Linked DNA regions of Homo sapiens: region 2 is linked to region 1. Evidence: chromatin loops called from intact Hi-C (ENCODE). Cell type or tissue: B cell. All regions are shown on one strand. Links, peaks and the distances in the headings refer to the core of each region. The heading gives the core; the rest is flanking DNA.

Evidence for each region. Peaks named below come from ENCODE experiments on the same cell type or tissue, not always from the same donor. Only the 100,000 strongest peaks of a DNase experiment are listed, where the experiment ranks them.
Region 2: a loop joins it to region 1, with 2.2 times the contacts of the local background. A loop is called at or near these places in 1 of 110 quality-filtered maps.

What each region holds. Positions count from the first base shown.
Region 1 is chr1:167,324,269-167,335,424 of GRCh38, reverse strand. POU2F1 (POU class 2 homeobox 1) reads right to left here. Exons shown (of 16, transcript NM_002697.4): 2 at 2,890-2,955. Among named protein-coding and RNA genes, the nearest start is that of POU2F1, 110 kb to the right of the region's middle. RefSeq lists an enhancer at 5,616-7,708. In B cell, for the core only: no CTCF peak of the experiment used is centred there; DNase peaks (open chromatin) are centred at 4,336 and 6,454; H3K4me3 peaks cover 3,447 bases; H3K27ac peaks cover 3,362 bases.
Region 2 is chr1:167,426,512-167,434,588 of GRCh38, reverse strand. It overlaps CD247 (CD247 molecule), which reads left to right. Exons shown (of 8, transcript NM_198053.3): 6 at 513-569; 7 at 1,530-1,565; 8 at 2,843-3,949. The coding sequence ends at 2,908. It overlaps POU2F1 (POU class 2 homeobox 1), which reads right to left. Exons shown (of 16, transcript NM_002697.4): 16 at 7,249-8,077. Among named protein-coding and RNA genes, the nearest start is that of CD247, 88 kb to the left of the region's middle. RefSeq lists silencers at 2,642-2,701, 3,472-3,521 and enhancers at 2,972-3,041, 3,162-3,261, 3,013-3,919, 4,192-4,381, 3,920-4,826. In B cell, for the core only: no CTCF peak of the experiment used is centred there; DNase peaks (open chromatin) are centred at 2,098, 3,168 and 3,938; H3K4me3 peaks cover 1,526 bases; H3K27ac peaks cover 2,972 bases.

The sequences.
Region 1 (11,156 bases), core at 3,645-8,644:
CTTTCTCCACTCTCTTGCTCCCTGATGGGTCCTTCCACCTGACCTATAAACATACACAAATTTCTTCAAAGAAACACCTAATTAACACCACTATGGCACTTTTCTGTACCTCCTCTTGAATTATTTACCATAATCTATCCAGAATCAGTTATTTATCTGTCTTATCTCTTAATGAATTGTTAACTCCTTAAAGACTGAGGGTTATTTCATCTATTTGCATTGTACATCCTAATAACACTGATTATAGTACTTTACACATAGAACGGGCACTTACTGAATACATTTTTTAAAAACCTAAACTATAAATTTTCTGCAAACATAAAAGGACTATTTGACAAAAAGTGCATCATTTGATTTTGCCTCTCGAATCAATGACAGAAGGTATAGAATTAACGTATCAACACAATCTTAAAATAATTTTACAATATCATTCTCCTTAAAGTGTCACAAATCAAAATTATTACAATTGTAAACATTTCAGGAAAAAATGATCTACACAAACATATTCTGAATCCAGAAATTGTGAGGCTTCAGTTTTACTATAATGTTAAGCGTTCTTCCCCTTAAACATTTTACTTGCTTTCATAAACTACCAAAAAAAGAATAGTTAACTAACAACTCAAGAGTCTGAAGGCTCATTTGTTATATGCTTAAATAAAAATCAATTTGTAAGCATACAATTATCTAAATAAACTGTAATTTTATATCTAATATATCAAACATGGTAAGTAAATATGCAAGTCTGATAGGAACCAGTCTGCCACACATTCTATATTAAAACGAGGCAAGAAATTCACAAGACGGTTACAACAAGTGCTCCAGTCAGAACTTACCTTATACAGGTCTGGACATACACAATGTGTTGCTTAAATTTTCAGTTTTATTTTATTGCACTTCATGGGGAAACTTACATGTGGGCTGCGAATCCTAAACCTGACTTTATTTCCTGGCTGGTTTTGTGCCTCAATTTCCTATAATTTGAAATAATGGTATCTAACTTGTCAAAATAACTTAACTCGAAATCAGGTAATGCCCACAGAGTTCAAGACCAGCCGGCCAACATGGTGAAACCCTGTCTCTACTAAAAATACAAAAAATTAGCTGGGCATGGTGGCTGGCACCTGCAATCCCAGCTATTCCGGAGGCTGAGGCAGGAGAATCGCTTGAACCCAGGAGGCAGAGGTTGCAGTGAGCCGAGGTCGCACCATTGCACTCCCGCCTGGGAAACAAGAGCAAAATTCCATCTCAAAAAAAAAAAAAAAAAAAAAAAAAAGTGTTGTAGTTGCTCAATAAATGGTAACTGCTGAAACTGCTATTACAGTAGTAGCATTAAAGTAGATACAGGGATTTCCATGTAGTCTGATGTAATGGCTATTTTCAGTGTTTTCCAATCATTTGCTTATCTTCCCTTAGGGAAAAAAAAAGTATGTTTCTTCTTTGAAGCTGTTCTTTAGGCACAGGTGTCCTGCCCACTGCCCCACCCTCTAGTCTCTTAAGGGGATCAGCTGCCCTATTTCTCTCTGCAAACATTTCCCACACCTAAGCTAGGTGGCTGAAGCACCGGCACTGGCATAGGAACCAGTGCTGAACAAGAAAGAAAGATGGAGTCCAAACAGGGGACAGAGAAGTAACAAAAAGGAGACTGGCTGACAATTCAGACAGAATACAATGCTGCCCTTTCCCTTCTTAAGAGATACTACAGAAGTCTACTTGGCTAGCCTCAGTAAGAGTACTATGAAGTGTGTTAAATACAACAGGGGTGAACATGGAAGCCCCACAGCTCAGTTTCACATAAAGAGGTATGTACAGTTTAGAGATTAACATAAGCATCTCCAGGTATAGGAGAGTTTACAGCAAAAGACATACAGGCAGGAAAACTGCTACATTAGTCCAACTCAGCCATTTACCACAAATTAAGAGTGCCTCTCACTCTTACCATTGCCCATGGTTAAGCATTTTTAAAATGATAAGTCAAAAGGGATCCCTCTCTGCAAGCGAAAAACCTAGTTTTTAGAAGCAAGTACTTTCTGTTCATCCTTGCCCATAACTGTCTTCTTATTTGGTTTCATATTTTGATTTATACCTTTACCAGAAACCAGGGAAGTCCCTGTATCCTCTCTGGCAGATGATAAAGATACATAGTCTTACATCCTCTAAGCAATATACTGACTCAAGAGTATGAGCCGTGGAGACAAACCATCCTTTACAGATTTACCTTTCTCTCATGGGGCCTCAGTATTCTCATTTATATGATAATTTTCTCTTGATAAAAGGTTTAATGAAGTATAATTTTTTTAAATTACCAAATAAAAGAATGTATTAGAAATGGGTATGTGTCTATAACTACTTACTATCATAACTTTTAATATAATTTATAGCAAAGGTAGGGCAGATAAAATTTACTATTTTGATTAACATCTGTAAGAAAAAACATTTTACTGAATAGTTACTGTGTAGCTGGCATTTTGCTTAACATGCCACATATATCATCTCCTTTAATACTCACAATAACCTGAAATATATTATCCTCATTTTGTAATTGAATAAATTAAGTCTCAAAAAGATTGGGGAAATTGCCTAAAGTCACAAGCTAGTAAGTGGTAAACCCATATTTCATATCCAAAACTATCTGACCCAAAGGACAGTTTTCCTAACTTCTGCATAGTTTGTCTGATAGACAGAAGCAAAACAACGAAGCTGCCTGCAGAAGAAAGTTAAGTAATCTTAAACAAACATAATCCCTCCCAGTTCCTAAAGGACTGAATCATATTTGACAACTCAATACTCAAATTGGTCTGTATTTGCCAAATACAAGTCCTAGTTACATGGAAACTTTCTTCTTTGTGCTCTACTAGAGTTAATTAAAAAGCTAGATCAGAAAACTCTTACCTGTGTTGCCATCTCCACTCTCCATAGATGGTTTACTGGTTTCTGACGGATTGTTCATTCTTGAGTCTGCAATAAATCAGAGGAGAATAAGGTTTTTAAAAAACTGGGGATGGAGATGGGATTGAGGAGGCAAAACTGTGGCAGAGAAAAGGGTTAACTAATGTTATAGTCATATAGTTTAAGAAGACCCAGTGTATACATGTCTGGCTAAAATACTAGAAATTATAATAAAAGGTTATCTGGAAGAAATTCAAAATTCCCCAGACCCTGAAGGGATTCACAAATAAACTGTCTTTTTAAATAATTTTAAGATTCTTTAAAGAAAGACAGCAGAACTGTAACCTGAAGAAAATTAGAAAGCCTGATATGTAAAAGGAATAAATGCTTTTAACATGAAGTAAAACTGGAAAGGGGGGAAGCACCTCACATAATAAAATGTTATTCCCAAATAAAGTATCTTTTTCTATATGCAATGATATTCATTCATTATAACCAAAACAACCCACTGGTAATCTTGATAAAAGATGGGACAGTAACTCAACCTATGAACTAAAAGAAAACACGTCTAAGGTAAATTATCTCTAAATTTACTCCCCTCCCCAACCAAACTAAACAAGTCAAAGTGAGAACATATTAAATTCATACCTCAACTATAAACCAGCACAAGAAGTTGTACCGTAAGGCATAACAGATATAGCTAATAATTTCAAAACTGCATTACAACCACACCCACTTAAAGTAATACTACCTCAATATCCTAAATGAAACTGCTAATTTGAGTTTATCATTTCTGGGTTATCTACTTAATGAAGGTTTATTTCCACAGTAAAATGTTTTCATCAAGCAATATTAGGTATCCCAGAAAATACATTAAGAGAAGAGACAAGAACTCTGCTTTTCTTCTAAGTCTTTGAAAGGGTAAGAAACGGAATATACATAAATATATCTCTTATTCTACTACTGTAAACTCAAACTTAGAATATTTATGATCAAACAAGTTTACTGTCAAATAAGTTCTGCCTTTACCCACATTAACTTATTTAGTGGTTAAATAAGTTAAGAACCATTTAACTTTAGTTATTAACAGAGAACAAATATTTAAACTATACTGTTTTTGACCAAAGAGCACATTTTTTCATCTGCTTAAACATCTAACTAGAAAATCAAAACAATCACTAGACAGAATTCTCAACCATGTTCTTTACAGTCGAATTATCCCCATGCATAACAGATGAGAAAAAAAATCAGGAGTCTTTCTTTTATAAGTTTCATTTCCAACAAGAAGATGTGTAATAGCTTTTCCAATACAGTAAAAGTTTCTGTAACTGATGCTTGTCTTATGGGCTTAGGCAGTTCTGTCATAACTTTGGTTTGGTCTTCTAATGTTCAAAGGGTTAAAATTCATATGTTTGTGGTCATAAATGAGGGCAGTTCTACAACTTCCTTCTTCTCACTGTCCAGAGAAATTTAAATATCATCTGAAAGCATACTAAGGTTTGAAAGGAACAGGTGTACAACTTAGTGAAAAATCAGCTTTCTGAATGACAACCAAAATCTCATGAAAGTCAACAGAGATCACAACAAATGTAATAGAATATACCATTAGCATACATACTGCTCCATGCTTCCTTTAAATGAATTTTAAAGGAAAGTGGAAAAAATGATCAATCAGTTAACATTCATAAAAAGAGTAACAGTTTTCTCACATATGTGGGCACCGCAGAAATAAGCATAATTCTTAACAAGTCATGAGCCTGACTTTGTACAATTCATATTCTAATTTTCCCATCTATAAAGACTATGTCACAGGTATTTTAAGTGAATCATCTCAGATTCTTCTACTGAACTGTCAAGAGCTTCAAAAGCATTTAACAAAATTATCTCACATACACACAAAAATAAAACATTACTTCACATACACACAAAAATAAAATTGCACAATGGGAAGACTGTTTAAATAATACTTACTATTAACTGAAAGTAAGAGATGTAATTTCTACTTCTAAAATGATGTGTTAAAAATATTCCAAAAAGGTATTTTTCTTTCCTTTTTTTGAATTGTTAACTAAGTAAATGTCAAAGAGTAAATACAAGATTGAATTCCTGACATAAATTTGTTGTTTCTGTCATTCACTCTTTACATAGTGGCTTTTACTGTGCTGGGCAGATACTGCTACCCTGGGTTTAGGCCATGCCTTATGCATAAGAATTCAAACGTTTTCAGAAGTATCATTTTACTTTATCTTTGGCAACTATGAAGGTGACAGGAGCAGCTTTAATTTTCAAGTGCAGAAAATGACAATATAGGAAAAAAGTCATTTGCAAAAGTTTTAAATGTAAGATATCCAAGTCCCGGAGTTCATATCATTTAACTTTCCAGGTGACTAGAGTAACTAAAAAAGTCTCAATAATTCTGCATATAAACAGACATAACTCCACACAAAATATGACCACCATTAGCCACCATATATCTAAAAATCAAAGTGCCTTGATTTATTTGAAATCTTCATCACCAAAGATGGTTTTAACAAATTTAAGCTGGACATCTTCCACTCCAAAAGGCTTGCTGTTCTACAGAGAAAACTCTAAAAAGGTTTTCCAACATTTAAAGTTGTAGTTATCTAGAGTATATAGTTGATTTTAAAAAAATTAAAAAGAGGACTAATCCTAGCAAAAATTTGAAAAGTTAATAGTTTCTAAAATCTGGAAATCGATCAACAGATCTGTTGCAGCAACCAGTACAATTACCCTCTTTATTAACATTTATAAAAACTATTCTGCATTGTGACTCAACCTTATTTTTCACTGAGCATTTTGGTTTTTGTATAAGACGTTCTCATTAGGTATGAAAAACATTTTTATTAATATGTATATATTATATATGTACAGTTCTATGCCTTGTTTCAGATTTAAGATGTTTTTATAACTACATGAAATGTTCTCAATAGGAATTTCCAAAAAGCAAAAATATTCATTCGAGCTGAACTCTAAATTAACTGTATTTACTAACGATACCCTCTGAATCAGAAGAGCTAGTCACAGGGAGGGACCTACTGCAAATTCAAGTAAGCTTGTGCTTTGCAAATGCTTTCCTCCTTCCCTGCTCAGTCCAACTCTCCCCCTCCCCCGCCACAGGCTGCATATGCGATTAAGCATTTATGCATAGTCAACCCGACACACTCTATTTCCATATTAAAGCTTCTAAGAAAAGAACTGTGCTGGTACCCACCTAGAACATAGTCACTGCAGTCCAGCATTGCTGTGAAATCTTCTAGAGGAGCAGAGAGTCCAAACAAGGAAGAAACAGGTAGCAGTTTGGGGTGGGGAAAGAAGGTACTACTATTTCTAACAAATCTACAGTATGTTCTTAAGCGAAAAGAGGGGGGTTGCGTAGGGTGGAAAGTGGATTAAGGGGAAAAGCAAAATACAACTTCTGTTACACCATAGCAATCTTCAACTGAATAAGGAAACTTCAGTTGCTCAGAGGAGTTTTAGTCTCTCCTACCAGCTAGGACTGACATTGTCAAGGCAACTGAAGCATGAAAAAGTTCCTCTTTTTGTAATAAAATAGAAACAAAGATTGCAGCTGGCAGTTTCCATAATGAAGCTTAATCAGTATGCGCGTGATTAGGGCCTTATGCAAATCTCTCCTCGTTAGCACAGCAGCCAGCACTTTGAAGTCCATGAACAATTCATTTACAGAATATACTGAAAGCACTCCCTGCATAATTTAAATCGTTGCATAAATATTTATCAGGCTATTTGCATATTAATTGGCAGTGCATGAAGGGAAAAATTATCTCCTGAGTGCCAGCATAATAATTAGGAGGATAAAATGAGACTTCTTCCAATGGCCTGGCTTCTTGGACCTAACTGGAGATAGTACCAAGGGAGAAGGGAGGTACAGGAGACAGAGTTCTGTTAAAATGCCACTGAAATGACACGTACAAATTAGAAACAACCCTACAGACTTAAGCACCTTTAATCTTATTCCTGCTGGCAACAATGACTTCAGTAATAAGAGGATTTGCAAAAAGCTTTCTACACAATCCAAATAATCCCAAGGAAACAATTAGCAAGGTAGAAGCAGAACACAAGGCTGTCAAGATGGTGCTAGTCTACTGATAGGGAATTTTCCAATTCTTAACACACTTCCGTCAAGAGAAAGTCCCACTTTAAAACGAGGCAACAGTAAACCCAGAAGCAGTGCAAGGTGTATAAAGTATCTTAAAGAGTATAGAAATTCATTATCTACAAATCTTTTTATATTACCAAATTAACAGAATAGATTAGTTGAATGCTACATATTATGCAGTATCCTTCCCCCATGAAAATAAATCTCAAGTAGAAAGAAGACAGTTTGTTACTTAGAATCTCTATTGTCAAAGGGTGGGCCATGTAAATTGTGGAATTACTTGGTATTCTCAAGTATATTTCACTTAATGAACATACATACATATATATAATCCTTACTAAACTATATGTTTATTCAATTTAAAGTATATTTACAAGGTAAGTCATCAACCCAAAATTTTTTAGGCATTACAATGACAACAGCCTAATCATCACAGACAATTCAGGAGATTTATAAAATCTCCATGGAGTAATAAGCATTATTACCCCTTTCTTTCCTTATATATTATTAAAGTAAGGAAACTGAGGCACAGAGAACTAAAACACTTTATCCAATGTCACACTAGTAATTCGGAATCAGGATTTAAAACTAGAATTTTCTGATATCAGAATCTGTGCTCTTGGCTATTCCTATGCATTATGGATGAGTTAAACACGTAGGGAATTGCTGAGAGGTGGTAAAGCAGCAGACTGAATGGTTTGTTTTCCGTGTAGTGAAGAAACCAGTAAACGGCAGCAAAGACATTGTGTTTAAAAGTCAGGTGTGTACAGATACACAGAAGAGTGCACTAGATTTGAGGAGAGTTCTGAAAGGTGTCAGCCCATTAATAACTGTTTTTATTTAGAACTAGTCTTCAGGAAATGAAAGACAGATTTTAACAAGGGGCCTTTAAAAAGATTCCCTTGCAAGTCAGTAGAGGACCAAAAACCTTAAACTTTTGGATCAGCACTCTGCATTACCAGTTTTTCTGTTTTACTGAATCACAAAATGCTTATGAGGAGAGACTTTGGGGGAGAAACTTAACACAGCCATTTAATACCTGTAATACCTGTTTAAGTTCCTTCCTTCTTCGAGCCTTAATTTTATCACCTATAAAATGATGATATCCCTTTCATGAGGTTATTGTGAGATAAATGCTTTCATGCTTCTCAGACAAGAGCGTGGACTGGAGGAATGTGATGCAGTTGTGCCAGGGCAGACATCAAGTCACTGGATAAACATGTCCATCTTTTGAAAGCATCAATCTTATTTAATATTTCACACCACTTTGTATTAAAATAAGAATACATTATAGAAGAGAACACAAATTTCAAATGAGTTTTTAAGGTAGAATATGTTGGATTATACAAATTCTCCTTGGTGAGAAAAGATGAAAAGCAATGATGAATGTGACTAGATTACAGTAGATATCAATAAATGTTTATTTCCCTCCTCTTCCGCCTTTACGAAATTTAAAATTTATTATTTGCATTTATTATGGGATATTTCTGCAACTTACCATCTGCCCTTTTCTACTTTATGTAATAACATCTCTAAACTACCTTTCTACTGTGAGTGTGGTCTTTCATATATTAGCTAAGGATGACTTGCAGCCAGACAATCATTGCTAACAAAGGAGTGTGTCTGTACCCAACAGGAGCAGCACCTTCCTAGTGAAAGAGCCTCCTCCTCAGGCTAAGGGAGTCCCACAAGACCTGTAGCAGGGAGGCTATAGTTTACCAGCCCACACAGGCTACTATCTAGAGTGGGACCCCCCGCTTCCCCTCTACTGCAAAGCTCACCCAGAAAAAAAAGCTCACATTGCTACAGTGGGAAGGAAAGGCAAGAAAAGTCCCTTTCTACCACCCTTGACCTAGGTACCCTACTAATTTTAGAGGGGAAGTTTAAATACCAGGAGTTTGTCCAAGCCTCTACAGATGGATTGGGAGAGGGACTGTCACCGTCTCTTGCCTGTACTCCCCAACCATGGCACATTTATGTCCAAAAGAAGAAAATGACAGCTTTTCCCACAAAGTTCAAATGTCCATTTCACTTGGTCATCTGTCTGAAATAATAGCAAAGAATCAATTAGACTAAAACTTAACCTAGAAAGAACACCCGTTGTACAAAGGAAAATCATTTTTGAGAGGTTTGTGGGATTGTCAGTCATTCACACTTGAGCATGAATTAATCCAATCCCACTGCTTTCATTTAACACCTAGTTGAGGAGTTGATTGTAAGGCAATGGTTGTTTCTACTAGAGAAGAGGCCAATAAATGATAAAATAACTGATGTTTAGAGGACCTGGATTGGGGGTGGGGTAATGTGGGCAAAGGGTTCATAGAAGGTAGTAATAATAGGAAATAGTAGTAACATATGGAAGTATAAAAAGGAGCTGAAAGGGCAAATTCAAACTCATGTATTTCACAATTACGCCTAAAATGTAGCCTTTTTTTATTTTCTAAAAGAGGGGACAAACGCTCTTCCAGGACCCAGAATTCACGGTTAACACTACTAGTTTTTTTTTTTTTTTTGAGATGGAGTTTGCTCTTTTGCCCATGCTGGAGTGCAGTGGCACAATCTCAGCTTGCTACAACCTCTGCCTTCTAGTTTCAAGCGATTCTCCTGCCTCAGCCTCCCAAGTAGCTGGGATTACAGGCGCCTGCCACCAAGTCAGGCTAATTTTTGTATTTTTAGTAGAGACGGGTTTCACCATGTTGGCCAGGCTGGTCTCGAACTCCTGACCTCGTGATTCGCCCACCTTGGCCTCCCAAAGTGCTGGGATTACAGGCATGAGCCACCATGCCCAGCCGACACTACTAGTATTAAAATATTTTTATATTCATGATCTTATGGGCCAGTGTAGGTATCATTAGAAATGAAATTGAGGGCAATGACAACTAAATCACAAACTAGTGTTTTAAAACACACCTTTTATGTGAGAGTGAACTGAGATCGGCCTATATTCTACCTTACTAAATCATTAACATCCAGCCTGGTCATGTTCTATATGAATAGCCATTTGTACCCTCTATTCTGTACTGACCATATAACTAGTTGAACAAGCAGAAATGTCTGACTCAACAATTATTGCCTGTTACCTCCTTTCTATATCATGGGGGGTGTCTGCATCTTTTAGCACCACTGGTTTCACCCCAGCCAATCTCAACAGTACACCAATATCCTTTCCAACCTTCATCTCTTTTCCAATCTACCAATAATTTAGTGTCCTATTAACTTACTTACAGAAAACACTTAATGATATTTCAATTCTCTGTAATAAAAATACTTAGTACCTCAAGCATTATCAATAATTATTTACAAAAAAAGTCCAACAAACCCATCACACACATACAAACTAAAATAATTTTACTAATGCCCACCAAATATGAAACAACATTCCAGGACTTGAAAATTTGAGACTCAGAATCAAGTGATAGGTATTGGCACTGCCACCATTCTTGTCAACTACATCACAGACTATGTAAATGATACCCTCTAAGGTTGCATTATGGGGCTCTCAGTGTCCCCTCCCCCCACCAAAAATCTTTTAGAATAACTTAACGGAATGTCTATCATTTACTAAAAATCTAGATGGGCAGATACCATGAAAGACATGTACTTTATCAACGTGGCTATTAAGCACTGCCAAATAACAAGCAATCTGAAGGATAATCTTACTTCATAAAAAGTAAACTGAGGCCTAGTTAATGACCCTTAGGGTCACATAGCTACTAAACAGAGAGCCGAGGTATGGTGGGGGTTGGGGACTCAGGCACAATATGGAGGGCATGAGAGGAAGACAAGTAAAATAAAATATGTAAAAATTCTTATCCCATGAGACTGAGATCAGTAGTTGGTTGGCTGAACAAAATGGTCAACCTAAGTATCATAAACACAAGTACATAATGATTGTATTTTAACCCAAAGCATATAAATACACATTCATTCACCAATTTTTTTGGGCCAAAGCCTTTTGAGTTTGGATAAAAAACTCAAAAGATTTTTACGTTTTTCACTGAAAGTCACATTTTACATTGTACATATATGTATAGACTAAATACTAAAAACTCAAGAAAAGTTCCATAGAACAATGCTTCTTTCCAGGTATAAATGTATTGCGATGTGTTCTAGACTTCAACCTATTAAATTG
Region 2 (8,077 bases), core at 1-5,000, 100 kb before region 1:
CACCCTCCTGGGTGTGACCCTGAACCCTGATTGTCGATCTGGGTTGCCATGCAGGAGACCCTTGCAGGTGGCAGCCTTCTGTGAAGGAGATGCCTCCCCGCCCCTCCTGTGGGGAGGGAGGGTTGATCTACAGCCCGTTTGGCTGTGTAAAGAGACAACTTGCTCAGATAAATGATTCTGGGGCTCCAGGTGAGCCCTTGTTTTGCCCAGTCTCCGTGTCTTTGTCTAGAACTCCACCTCCTATCTTTTTGAGCCTAACTTGAGCCCCTCAGCTCAGTGCAAAGAGCTGGCAGCTCGGAGGAGACTCCAAAGGGCTGAGGATGAGGGGGGTGGGCTGGAGCTGGTTGTGGGCAGAGAAGTTTGTGTGCATAAGGTTTGGAGCCTTGATTGTGGGAGCCCTCCCTGTCTGCCACTGCTGCCAACTTGGGGATCAAGAAGCTTCCTGTTGTAGGGGAACCTGCTGCTTTCTGCATTAGTTGGTAAAAATCAGTGTTCCACGCCCTCTTCTGCAGGAACTGCAGAAAGATAAGATGGCGGAGGCCTACAGTGAGATTGGGATGAAAGGCGAGGTGAGTGTTGCTGTTTCTTAATTTCCGAGGGAGTTCCTCTTGGTCCTCCAGACACGCCTGCTGCAGGCCTCCTTTCCCATCCACTTCTCATCCCAGCTGCAAATGCCCATGTGGTGGCCATCAGAGGTGAAGGCGAACCTGGCTGTCACCCAGCCGGGCAGAACATAAGAAACTAAGGAAGGGCTGATGCTCTTTCAGTACAGAAAACCACATCTAGATTCTATGACAGCCTAAGCTTTGCAAAAGCAGGTCCGTTTTAATAACAGGAAGCATCGAGTGCTTAATATGTGCTGCCGTGTTCAGTGCTCAGGACCACAGGTCCCAGGACAACATGAAAACAATTCATCAACAATTAAGAATTGTTCATCAACAATTAATTGTTCATCAACAATTAAGAATTTCAAAATGGTGAGAGTGAAGCATTGACCCCTTCCAAGCAGGGGTTCTCTGTAGTTTTATTTAATTCCCACAACAACCCAATGAGAAACATGTGCCCTGCAAGGCACAAGGAGGTTGAGTGACTTACCCAAGGTCTTCTAGCTGGTAAACGGGCACGTGATTGAACTGACTATGCCAGAGCTCGTAACTGCTCAAAACAGCTGGTTGTCAGTGAGCAAAAATGACTAGCCAAGAACTTTAAGAGCTGAAGGGAAGCCCATTTATCTAAGCAGTAGGCAATATAGGTCCTGCGGGCCCTAGACCTTAGGAATCTGATGTCTGTGAGGATCTGAGTGGGGTGGAGCAAACCCAAGCCCCATCATGGCCAGGCCTCACCTTACTCTGCAGAGATGAAGGTCTGACCAGGGGCCTGAGGATCCTTCTCTCCCAGGGGCAGGGGTGCTGCTGGGAGACAGTTACCTCTGACTTCCTGGGTACCTTGGGAGGGGCCCTTGAGCAGAAATGCCACTACTGACTGCCTGACTTTCTAATCCTTTTCTCATTTCACTCCCAAACAACCAGCGCCGGAGGGGCAAGGGGCACGATGGCCTTTACCAGGTAGGAGCTGCCGGCGTCCCTTCAGTGGAAGGGGCACCACCTGACAAGGGGCAAGATCAAGGCCCCCACATTTTGCCTGCTGGTGGCACCAGCTCTTGCCAACAGCTGGGCAGGGCAAGCCCAAGGCACCCATTTAGGCCAGTGGCAACGCCACTGCCAATAAGTCCCTGGAGCACAGCTGGGACTTGGCCATTCAAGCGAATTACTTGGCTCCAACCATGCCTTGCTTGGCCATGGCAGACAGAGCAGCAGCTGTCCAGAGGGTACGCAGCCTCCCCGCCGATGCAGATGGAGGCAAAGGACCACACAAGTGATTATCCTGCCTCTTTGGGTTCTTGTAGAACCCTCACTCTGCATCATTTCCTTAGGCCTAGTAAGATGAGAGGTTGGCTGGGAAGACTGAAGGAAAAAAAGCTAAGAAAAATGGCAGCTTCAGAAAGAAAATGTTATGTAGTTAGGTGCCTGGTTTTTGCAAATCAGTGCAGGCAATTATGCAAACTAAGCACGGTCAAACTACTTCTCTAAAACATGATCCCCAGCGGGTTGTCATTTCCCTCCTTCTGGCTCCCATGGGCTGTTCATAGCTCGTTCTTCTGACTCTAGTGTCAGGATGCCCAGCTTGCCTGAGTTGAGTGATATCAAAAGGGCCCCAGAAACTTACCTGTGTGTGGCTGCTGTTGATCCTTCTCCTTCCTGGCCCCTGGACCAGGGGGACAGGCATTCCAGCAGGTTTGGGGCCAGCCTTGTGGGCCTGTTCGTGACCAAGAAAACACTAGAATCACCGGGCCTGGGAAGGGAAGGAGGCTCACAGAGGGCTGAGGCCAAGGAGCCCCTCTTCTCCCTGTGACAAGTCCAGGCTTCCTTTGGGCCCAGGTGTCAGGGACAGCAGATTCTCTGGAGCAGGTCTGGGCCCTCCCCCCTGATTCCTGCCCAATATGGGAGGTGGGAGACTCCTTTCTCTTAGGTCCAGCAGGAAGTTGGCGGGGCCCAAGCACTGTAAGGCACAGCATTTGAGGAGCTGAGAAGAGGGGTGAGAATTTAGCTGGAAAGGAGTTGCTGCAAGGCCATTCCCGGCAGGGCACAGCACCCATCTACCAACGAAGCTGTTGCAGCCAAGGCTCCTGCCCGTGGGGCCAGGGGGATTATTCCTGGGCCTCTGGAGGCTGGGTGGGTGGTCACAGGGCTGTGCTGCAGAGACACCTGTTGGCCTCTGGGTTGGCTCCTGCCCACACAGGCTACTGACCCACTCTTTGTTTTCTGATTTGCTTTCACGCCAGGGTCTCAGTACAGCCACCAAGGACACCTACGACGCCCTTCACATGCAGGCCCTGCCCCCTCGCTAACAGCCAGGGGATTTCACCACTCAAAGGCCAGACCTGCAGACGCCCAGATTATGAGACACAGGATGAAGCATTTACAACCCGGTTCACTCTTCTCAGCCACTGAAGTATTCCCCTTTATGTACAGGATGCTTTGGTTATATTTAGCTCCAAACCTTCACACACAGACTGTTGTCCCTGCACTCTTTAAGGGAGTGTACTCCCAGGGCTTACGGCCCTGGCCTTGGGCCCTCTGGTTTGCCGGTGGTGCAGGTAGACCTGTCTCCTGGCGGTTCCTCGTTCTCCCTGGGAGGCGGGCGCACTGCCTCTCACAGCTGAGTTGTTGAGTCTGTTTTGTAAAGTCCCCAGAGAAAGCGCAGATGCTAGCACATGCCCTAATGTCTGTATCACTCTGTGTCTGAGTGGCTTCACTCCTGCTGTAAATTTGGCTTCTGTTGTCACCTTCACCTCCTTTCAAGGTAACTGTACTGGGCCATGTTGTGCCTCCCTGGTGAGAGGGCCGGGCAGAGGGGCAGATGGAAAGGAGCCTAGGCCAGGTGCAACCAGGGAGCTGCAGGGGCATGGGAAGGTGGGCGGGCAGGGGAGGGTCAGCCAGGGCCTGCGAGGGCAGCGGGAGCCTCCCTGCCTCAGGCCTCTGTGCCGCACCATTGAACTGTACCATGTGCTACAGGGGCCAGAAGATGAACAGACTGACCTTGATGAGCTGTGCACAAAGTGGCATAAAAAACATGTGGTTACACAGTGTGAATAAAGTGCTGCGGAGCAAGAGGAGGCCGTTGATTCACTTCACGCTTTCAGCGAATGACAAAATCATCTTTGTGAAGGCCTCGCAGGAAGACCCAACACATGGGACCTATAACTGCCCAGCGGACAGTGGCAGGACAGGAAAAACCCGTCAATGTACTAGGATACTGCTGCGTCATTACAGGGCACAGGCCATGGATGGAAAACGCTCTCTACTCTGCTTTTTTTCTACTGTTTTAATTTATACTGGCATGCTAAAGCCTTCCTATTTTGCATAATAAATGCTTCAGTGAAAATGCAGCTTTACTAAGCTTTATTTCAGCAGTCAAGCTTGTAATGGCAATTTAGTCATCAGTAAATCAGCAGGTTGCCCTTGGGGGAGGAGGGGAGCAAAACTGCTGATTCTCAGGAGAGAACAGGACAGTTCCTGGGAACGAGCACATGAGCACAGGTGCATCCTGCGGCCCGGAATGCGGCAATATGGGTGGTGTCACACACGGCAAGTGGGCCGGGCATCCCGGCTGGGTGGCTGTGCCTTAGACAGAGAGAGTGGGGCTTGGTGCAATACAATGTGTCAGGATGGGCCCAGTCTTATGCCAGAAACAGAGAGGGCTATGGGAAAGGAGCCCTGCAGCACGGCACCAGCTTGTCAGGTGCAGGAAAACAAGCGCGAAAGGCTGGCCTGGCACCCAGGCATCAGAATAGACAGCGTGTGAGCAGAAGGTGTCCGGAAGTTATGCACAGCAGCTGACGCCACAGTGCAAAATGTCTCAGTGCATAGGGTTTGAGGGAGGGATGGAGAACAAGTCTTTTAGGCGTTTCTCTCACAAAAGGTGGCCCTGTCCCTAGCAGTGTTTCCTCTAACTGCAGTGGCTATATATAGGGCCCCAATTCAACAAGCCCACCAACTAATATTGTGTAAAGACTGAAATCTATACCTTGACATTTTCAAAAAGGAAATCCAAGACCATGACTGTTAAAGCCCCTGAAAATTTGGGATTCCAACAGGAGCCACGCACATCATCACTAGGCATATTTAACAATTCACAGGCAACTCATAAGGAGAAGGCATTTGATTTGTAACTCAGCCTCAGGGGAATTCTGCTACTCACTGGGCTTTTAAAACTGAAATCTGGTTCATCTATTAGTGAAAGAGAGTGCCTCTCACATCGAGGGCTTGTGCTAGACCAAGTTTCAAGGTCAGCTGACATATATACAGGCTGTGTGACCTGGATGGCTGGTTTGAAAAGTGAGTTGATCCAATTCTGTCAAGAATATGTCATTCTGGGCATGGTGGCTCATGCCTGTAATCCCAGCATTTTGTGAGGCTGAGGCAGGAGAATCCTTTGAGCCCAGGAGTTTGAGACCAGCCTGGGCAACACAGGAGGACCCCGTCTCTACAAAAAAATACAGCTGGGCATGGCGGCATGTGCCTGTGTTCCTCGCTACTTGGGATGCTGAAGCTAGAGGATCGCTTGAGCACAGGAGGTCAAGGCTGCAGTGAGCCGAAATCCAGCCTGGGTAACAGAAGGAGACCCTATCTCAAAATATATATATATATATATAATTTTTTTATAACATGTCTAAAGAGGCAAAAAGAAAAGCTGGCAGTGGGCAGTGAGCTATGGTGCTAGAGCTAAACTGAGGTGTGGGCCACATCAGGCTACGTGCAAGGTAACCACACAGACAGCAAGCTGGGGGAGAACTGAGATATGCTCACAGAAGCAGGGCTGAGAAACCAGTTTCTGAGAGAGCAAAGCCCTGAATCCGAGGGGAGAGCGGCTAGCCCTGGAACTGCCAGGGTTCCTGTCTTTCCTGAGGTCTGGCAATGCCTTCTCCACAGCACAACTGCACTCCCTCCATCCTAAGACACTGTTGGTTACTGATGTATCAACTTATTTCAAGGGCAAAAACACTAAATATCCATTGTAAGATGTAGATCTGTTTCATGGGTTAAAATGTGAAGATATGCTTAGAATCAAGGAAACATGGAATTTTACTTGTATTGAGGAAACACATTATATATAAAGATGGAAGCTTTCAATATTTTTCAAACGTTTATTCAAATGTCACTAAACTCAGAGATAAGATATGAATATTTCTGATCGCTTTTCTTCTTAGAGTATAATTTGAGGTCATTCTTGGAATAAGATCCAAGGTTTCTAGTTTAAAATGTTCCTATAAGCAGAGAAATACTCAAAACTGCAAAGCCTGGCTTGGCAGAGAAAAAATGGCAGATGACCTACTTAGGCTAAGAGGACAACTTCCGGGGTGATTTAAAGCCTTGTCATTTGGCCAACTGTTTAGCCACAGGCCTCAAACTGTCCATGAATAACTTGTGATGTGTTTTGGTTGCTTGGTGCTGGACATTTCAGTTGTTGATCAACAACTACTTTTGTGAACCCATGACTGAGTCCTAACACCGGATTTCCTGTTAACTTCAACCTGGGTCTTTGGAGAGATGTAAGTCCCTCCAAAAACAAAAGAGTAAGGGCATATATTATTCACATCCTGCCATAGGTAATTCAGCTTTGTATACAAACCTGGAAATGGGTTAGAATTTAACAACTTTTTCACAAAGGACTACAGGGTAACAGAATCTCATCAGTTGTTTATCCTCATTCCTTAGGATATGACAAACGAGTTTTGCTTGCTAAGTCTGTGAGCACGACACTATCTCAAAAACAGGATTTCTGTTAAAAACTTGACATTATTTTAAGAAAATAACTACAAACTGAGACATAAGCCATATATCTAAGGAATGGAATGGAAAAATATAAATTCTATGATAAAGGAGCAGGGAGAAAGGGACCCACCATTTGCCTTCCCATTTTGGTCCCTTTCCAGGAGAGCGAGCACATCTTGCGACAACGGCTCTCCACATCATCTAATTCAAGAATGCCTGCCAGATGGCCAGCACGTGATAGACAACTTCCCCAGGTTCTTCAGTAAGCTGAAGCCTTCTCTCTGTGGGGAATTCATTTTAAAATTCAAACTTTACTTTTCATGAAATGAATGAATTGTAGTAAGACACTAAATGCTAAGTGGTATTTATAAGTCTGAAGAAGCTAAGTTGTGCAGCCTCGAACAGGAGGAGGACCAGATGCCAAGTTCAGGGTTACCTTCCTTCGGAGGACCCCCCACCCGGCCCCCACCCAGTGAATGTTCAGGACTTGGCAAGAAATGCTAGAGGGGCAGTGCAGTTTAAACAATACATTTGGAAAAAGTTGAGTTCGGTCCCAGTTCTGCAGTCAAATACACAGTGAGATGGAGCTTTGAAGAGCTCCCTTGCAGGATCAATCATGGGCCTGCGTGTTTGATCACACAAAGTACTTGGGCCTGAGGGAGACTACTGCTACTCAGGGTCCCACGAAACCACACTGAGGGTCTGGGAGGGAGAAATGCAGTGGCCATAGCTCCTCCTGGAGTGCAGGAGGAAGGGTGGAGTGGGGCAGGAACCAGGGTGCTTATGGTGATTCTGGGGTTCCTGAGAGCACTTGGAAAAAACAATTTGGAAGCTGAATTATGCGAAGTCTGAGAATCTGTATGTGAAGCATCCAGAATACCAACACAGCAATTTCAAAGAAACTCCAACAATGTGAAAACACTTGGAAGATGGTTTAATGATGTTTTACAACAGAAATGAACTGTACAGTTACAGTAAGTTTAATATATATATAAAAAATTACAGCAGACAAATGCATCTACACAAAATCTACCACTTCATTCTGATTCACTGTCACCTACACAATCTTTCCCAAGCCTACAGCCCCTGCAGGCAGCCCTAGGAGGGGGAATCATCTAAAGGGCACTTTTGAGAGAGACAGCACCGCTCATATTCCCCGCCACCTCCTCAGGCTTCAGGAGGCATCAGCTAATTCCCCAAAATGTAAAGTTGCCTGTGTTTCAGGTTTTCAAAACCAAGAAAACGTGTGTCTCCCAGGGGCACAGATAACAAGGTCCAGCACGCAAGTTATCAGCTGATTCTTAGAAAATATTCCTATCAGAGGGGAAATATTTGGCTAACAGGCACTCTGGGGCAGTAAGGCTACACAATAGCCACCCAGAGTGCAGAGTTATCTAAGAGAAATGTAGAAGGACTCCCAATAAACCACCTCAGAATTGTCACTGCCTCATTCAAGCTGCTGGACAATTTTGGAAAGAATCATTTACACCACATCTTAAGTTTCCACAAAGAAGAACTCAAACTCACATTTTAAAGTACATAAAACAAAAAGTTCTAGGAGGCCGGGGGCCAATTCCCCTTGTGCCCCTCCTTTGACAACAGTGGACAAACACCCCTGAATTAATAATTAAGACAAAAAAGGAAGAAAAAAAAAGTGAGTTAAGATATTGAAAGAGAGAAAGAAAACATCTTTAGAAAAACACGATCACTGTCTCTTTAAAAGAAAACAAAATCCCAGTTGG